Linked DNA regions of Homo sapiens: region 2 is linked to region 1. The links are chromatin loops, found by intact Hi-C in ENCODE. Cell type or tissue: IMR-90. All regions are shown on one strand. Each heading gives the region's core, and the rest is flanking DNA. Links, peaks and the distances in the headings are about the cores only.

Evidence for each region. Peaks named below come from ENCODE experiments on the same cell type or tissue, not always from the same donor. Only the 100,000 strongest peaks of a DNase experiment are listed, where the experiment ranks them.
Region 2: a loop joins it to region 1, with 4 times the contacts of the local background. A loop is called at or near these places in 4 of 110 quality-filtered maps.

The regions. Positions count from the first base shown.
Region 1 is chr1:98,466,503-98,469,427 of GRCh38, forward strand. No RefSeq gene overlaps it. Among named protein-coding and RNA genes, the nearest start is that of SNX7-DT, 190 kb to the right of the region's middle. In IMR-90, for the core only: a CTCF peak has its summit at 1,821 (motif pointing left); a DNase peak (open chromatin) is centred at 1,799; H3K27ac peaks cover 164 bases.
Region 2 is chr1:98,208,825-98,211,749 of GRCh38, forward strand. It overlaps LINC01776 (long intergenic non-protein coding RNA 1776), which reads left to right and starts at 1,887. Exons shown (of 3, transcript NR_046088.1): 1 at 1,887-1,986. All of the region lies in intron 1 of LOC124900404 (a long non-coding RNA gene), which reads left to right. In IMR-90, for the core only: no CTCF peak of the experiment used is centred there; a DNase peak (open chromatin) is centred at 1,417; H3K4me3 peaks cover 371 bases; H3K27ac peaks cover 989 bases.

The DNA.
Region 1 (2,925 bases), core at 265-2,764:
AACACCCACCTCCCTTGAAAGTTCTCTCTCTCTCTCTCTCAATCAATTTAGGAAGCTTCCATAGGTAGTATTTCCTGCATACCTACTATATATCAAAAACTTGATGTAAATATCACAGATATTATGATCTCACTTAATCTTCATAACAACCTATGCAAAATTAGGTACTGGGAAATTTAAGACTCAATTGGATTATATGGTATGCCCAGAACGAGAGAACTGGCATATAAAATTTCTTCTATCTGCAACATTTTAGCTTTCAGTTAAAGTTTCCTTTTGGTAAATAAGCACACGCACATGCACACACACACACACACACACACACAGAGAGAGATAAGGAGGAGGAGAAGGAAGAAGAAGAAGGAGGAGGAGGAGGAGGAGGAAAGAAGAAGAAGAAGGCAGAAGAAAGCAGAGACTGTGAGATATGAAAAAAGAGAAACTAAGTATATGCAAAGTTCATCTGATCTGAATTCCCACCTTCCGCCCATGAAGAGACTGTTCAGGTGTTTAAACGTGATGTCCATGTTTTTGAAAACAAATTTGAGGATGCGAATCCCTTTTCTACTCTTTTCTGTACCTTGCCATAAATACAATGGCATGATCTGAGAGTTCTGTTTGTGAGTTGTATTGACAAAACATTGTCTAGCAAAAACTCAGCAATAAAAGTGTGTGGCATATTCTGCTGGGGTGTAGATATTCCTGTGTGCAGTGGGCTTCTCACTGAAGTATAAGGCATCTCCACTTCTCTAGCATTAGCATGTCTGGCTTAAAAAATAAAAAATAAGGTGACATGTCTGTCACTTCCCTCTGAGATATGCCACATGCCATAAAACATTTCAATCACCCCTTGTGCTTAGAGTAATTCTCTTTTAGGCTTGGCTCCTCCTCAAGATTTTTCAGGTAAACAGCATGAGATTAGTGTATGTAATCTATAGAAGGGAGCATGGATGTTTTTACTTCACTGTTCTTTTTAAATTGAAATAACAGCAAACAAGCTTAATTTAACAGTGATTTTTGAGCATTAATAGAAGAATGAGAAAGGAAGAAATCCTACAAAGGAATACTATTATTGAGGAAAATCTCAATAATCTACATGATATTTCCAAGTGGTAGATTTTATCTCAAAATGTCTATGTCTAGAAATCTGTAGTATACAGTTCCAAGTAGTCAAAGTTTCCTTATATGGCTCCATGTGTACAGGCACATCATGATTGTGTCTGTTTTTCTGTGAGTTTTCCAGGCTAAAGTTTCCCAGCTTGGCAACAATGCGGCACAGGGTCTGTTAGCTTAAGGCAATTGATTCTTCCCCTGATTTTGGCACTGCACTAGAACGGCTCTCAATCCAAAATCAAGGAGAGAAGAAAGAGAGAACTGAAAAGACAAGAAGGGAGGGAGGACGCCAGGAAGGGGAGAGAGAAAGAAAAAAATATATATATTACTGACAAAATACTACTTGATAACCAACGTTGTCAGTACAATCATTGTCACTCGATTTAAGATGGCACAATTTAAAATTCATAATGAAATCTATTTTAACTGTGAAATATATAGATTTCGAAAAGATTTTTCTTTTGCAAAAGTATGAATGCTGTGAAATACATGCTTCTTTTTTTACATTGCATTTTAACCTCTTAGGATAACTTTACCATAAATGATGTGAAGTTGTAGCTATCAGCCATATCCAATTAAAAATGCTAAGCCAGTTTCATCTAGAAAGAGAGACGCTGACAATATCTAAATATATATATATATGATAAATTAGTTATTGTCAAAGCGATCACCACTCATTATTGTGCTTATACAACAGTGTCATCTAGTGGACACTGGTCAGGCAAGTTGTAACTAAGATTCCTGAAGAAGCTTATTTAAAATGAACTATCCTTAAATGAAAATATGCTTTATCTTTTTCAATTCTCTGAAACTAAAGCAATTTAAATAATTATTTCTAGTCCAGGCCATCATTTCAATTCATATTTTACCAGAATAGTAAAGGAACTGAGAACTTGTGTCTGCAGAAAAAAATAATTTTAAGATCACATTTCTTAAGAAGGCAAAGAAGAACAAAAGAAAATAACAAAATTACTATAAAAGGTAGATGTCAGTATATGTATGGCATTAGGAAGAGAAAGTTGGAGCTGGAAGATTATTGAGCAGAGTTCCAGTCTTTAAATCTAAATGACTAGTGGCTACATCAACAATGACAAAACAAAGGAAGTATATGGGAGTTCTGTGGTCTCACCTCCACAGCTTTGCCATTTTTCTAGTACCTTTTTTGTATATTTGTGTAGAAGAGATATCTCCTTTGAAACACATTTTTTAAAAAGGCATCTTTTCTTATAAAAACATTAAATGTCATTCATTTTGAGTATTAAATTTCTGTGTCATCAAAGCCAGTTAGCTTTAATTTTTCCCCAACAAATCAAATGCTGGAGATATATAATGGGCACTGCAATCTATTTAATAATGTTGCTGATTCCCTGCATTTTTTATTGAAAAAATAAGGAAATATTGCATTCACTGGAAAGATGAAAAATAAAGCTTTTTAGCATTTCATCAAAATAAATATGGACACTCATTTTTAAAACCCCGGTATAATATCGTGTGAATTTTCTCACATCAACTAAGCAGCGATTAACACCTACAGGCCCATGCCCTTGCTTTGCATTTTGAAACTACTCAAAGGTAAAGTGTTGTTTTAGGGTTCTTTTTGTTACAGAGAAAGTGGGAGGAAAAGGAATATTAAAGCTATTAATAGGTACAAAGTTTCTGTTTTTTAAGTATCGAGTTCTAGTTGTATGTTTCAGTTTTTCTAAACAGAATGTTTTATGCCAATTTGATATCTTTGATAGTATTATATTATTTGGTTTGAAAATATTCAAGTGATGCTTGATGCTGTAAAACAGATGCTACTAAATATTTCTCCCT
Region 2 (2,925 bases), core at 237-2,736, 260 kb before region 1:
CCCACAAAATTAAAAATAAAACAAAAATAATATAATCTTTAATCATTTAACATATAAAAGGTAAGGTCATGTCTATGCTAAAATGAAAGAAAGAGCAAATTTGTGGTAAATTGTATAGCTTTTGTTCTCCTGGCAATGTTTATTCTATAACTGGGTCTTTCTTTTTTGTATTTTTAAAGTAAGCATTTAATCAAAAACATTTAGTCAAAACATCATGTTTTTGTTTGTTTATTTGTAAGAAATTATATTTCAACATATGTAGGTTAAAAATGTGTTAGTTTGGTTTATTTTCTTTGTTATTTTATCTCCTTTTTTTTTTCTTTCAGATCATCACTCAGCCTTGGTGAATTGTTTTGATTAGAGAGAGAGAGGTCTTTGAGATGGTTTGCAGTGAGAGCGTCATGGTTTGTGCAGGCAGGCAGTATTCTTTTTGTCTTTTTATTGGGCCAAGGACATCTACAGATTTTATCAATAGGTGCATAAAAATTTGTAGATGGGGGTGGAACAAAGTTTCATTCTCTCCATAGACACAGCACCAAAATTATCAAATTGAACACATTTCTACTTGAGAAGGCTCAAGATTTGTCCTTAGCCTGAATTGTGCATGTTCTTCCTTTTAATATGCATTTTTTTAAATGCCAGGGGAAATTTAAGCGGTGTTTATTAAAGCAGAAATGTATTGATGACATGTGTTGGAGGTTTTATTTCAATCCCCCGAGTTCTGCAATGAACAGATCTGTTTTACACTCAGCCCAGGCAGCCTGATTTACCCACTGGCCCTTCTGTTGGATACCTGGTGATTTTATTTTTCATCCGTGATATGGTTCGGTTGCCCCCATTAAAAAACATATGTTTAATTGAAACTTTTAAAGAAAATTTGAGAAAATCTTATTTAAAGAAGTTTATCACACATTATAAAGAACTTTTTGAGACAGAAAATATTTTAAGAGGAAAAAAAGCCTTAATTTTCTAACTGTTTGTAGTGATGCTCAGTGACATTGCTTTGATATAGAGGAGTATGATAAGGGCTGTTAGCTGATTTTCTGAGATCAACCCATTTTAATGTACTTGTCCAATAATTAACTCAATACTAGATGAAAGCAGTCTTCCAAATTCCAACATTAAGTTTTAATACCAAGCCAGGTATGAGGCATTCAAACTCATTGCAGCAAACAGGTTTCTAAGTGTGGCTTTTTCTTTCATGCAGAGAAGGGACTGATTAGTTTCCCAAACCATAAAAATTGTTTTCTTTCTTTTTCTTTTTCTTTTTTTTTTTTTTTTGAGGGGGGCGGGGTGCGGTTCTGAAACTGATTTCTTGGTTGTCTCCATTACTCACAAATCCGCTTGCCATATTTGGTAGCAAAGGCAGGGGCTAAACTTATCTTAGCTGTTGCCCACAATTTATGAAGAGATAATCCAGTTCATAGGAAATGAGGTACTTCAAGTATTTGAGGAATGGCAAGTATTTCTTTGTCAGCATTGATTCAGCTTCAAATACGTCTCCTACTGATCTCTGGACTACCGCTCTACGCCGCATTGATCCATGCAGGAATAATTGTAAAGAGTTTCCAGGATTTCTTTTACTATCAGAAAAACAACACCCTGGAATCACTTTGCCTGTGGTTTATAGTGAAAACAGCCGTCTGAGCATTTTGAGCCAATAGCTTTGGATAAGGTGTGTAATTTGTTTGGTGCTAAGTTCTGTGACATGAAAAGTAAATTACAATTGGGAAGGATAGTGGGAAGAGGGATACCATTATTAAAGAAAAAGAAGAAAAGAAAAAAATATTGTTTCAGCAGCAAGGATTTTTGAGGTTTAATTCTTCTCCCCACTCCAAATTTGCTGGCTTGAGGCTACTCATCGCTTCATTGCCACCCATAAAAGCACATGGATTTTAAGCTGATGAAAAAGATGGACATGGATTATGCCTTTTCCTCTGCCAATGCTATGAGAATACCTTGGTTCACTAGAAGAAATGCTGACAGGTAAAAATGAATAGAATATCATAATTTTTATTCAAATAGGATAGCAAATGCTTGTAAAATATTCCTAAAATTGTGCATAACCTTTGATTCAGATAAATCGCTTTTAAGAATATAGAAATAATCATGTGTTTGAGCCCGGAGTTTGCTGCCTAACCATGGCACATTAACATAGGTAAAATTAGGAACAACTTGAATGTCCAAGTGTGGTCTGAATGAATATATTGAGGTATACACTAGTAAAAATGTAAGTAGGTGGACTCATACCTTCGCAGCAATGATACACTCTTGTAGGCATTGAAAATGTGTTGATACTAATCTAGATACTGAGCATAAAGAATTAAGGAAGAAAAACAAGGTCTATGATCGTATTGAATTTATATTATGTATGGAAGAATTGATAGTGACAGAAAAGTACATTTAACATATATTTTTAAGATAAAAATTAGGTGGCTAAACCTGGGTTTCCCAGGAAGCAAATCTAATGGCAGATGGCTTATGTACTATTGCTTTATTAGCAAGTGCCATCCCAGGAAAGAGAAGTGACAGAGCAGGGGAGTAAGGCAGGGAAGAAAGGGAGAGCCAACAGGAGGAGAAGGCATTATTGATATTGATAGTGATATTGGTCACTGCTGAGTTAAACTGATTGCTGGTTAAGTGAGGCTGAGCCCTCCTCAAGTAGCCATGTAAAGCATCTCTCTAGACTCTGTAGAGTAAGGGTTGGGAGCAGAAAGGGGGAAGAATGTGTCCATTGGCTTCTATATCTATTGGTCATTTTTTTCCCTCTGGGGTGTTAATTCTTCCACACTTCCAGGTTATTCATGTGTGGACAGGCACTGAGTAGATGCATCTGTGGGCATCCCCAAGGCATTTCAGGTATGCATGTTTGAAGTAGGTCAAAGCCCACCCAGGAGATGCCTGGGTGTTTGATGCATGTAGAAC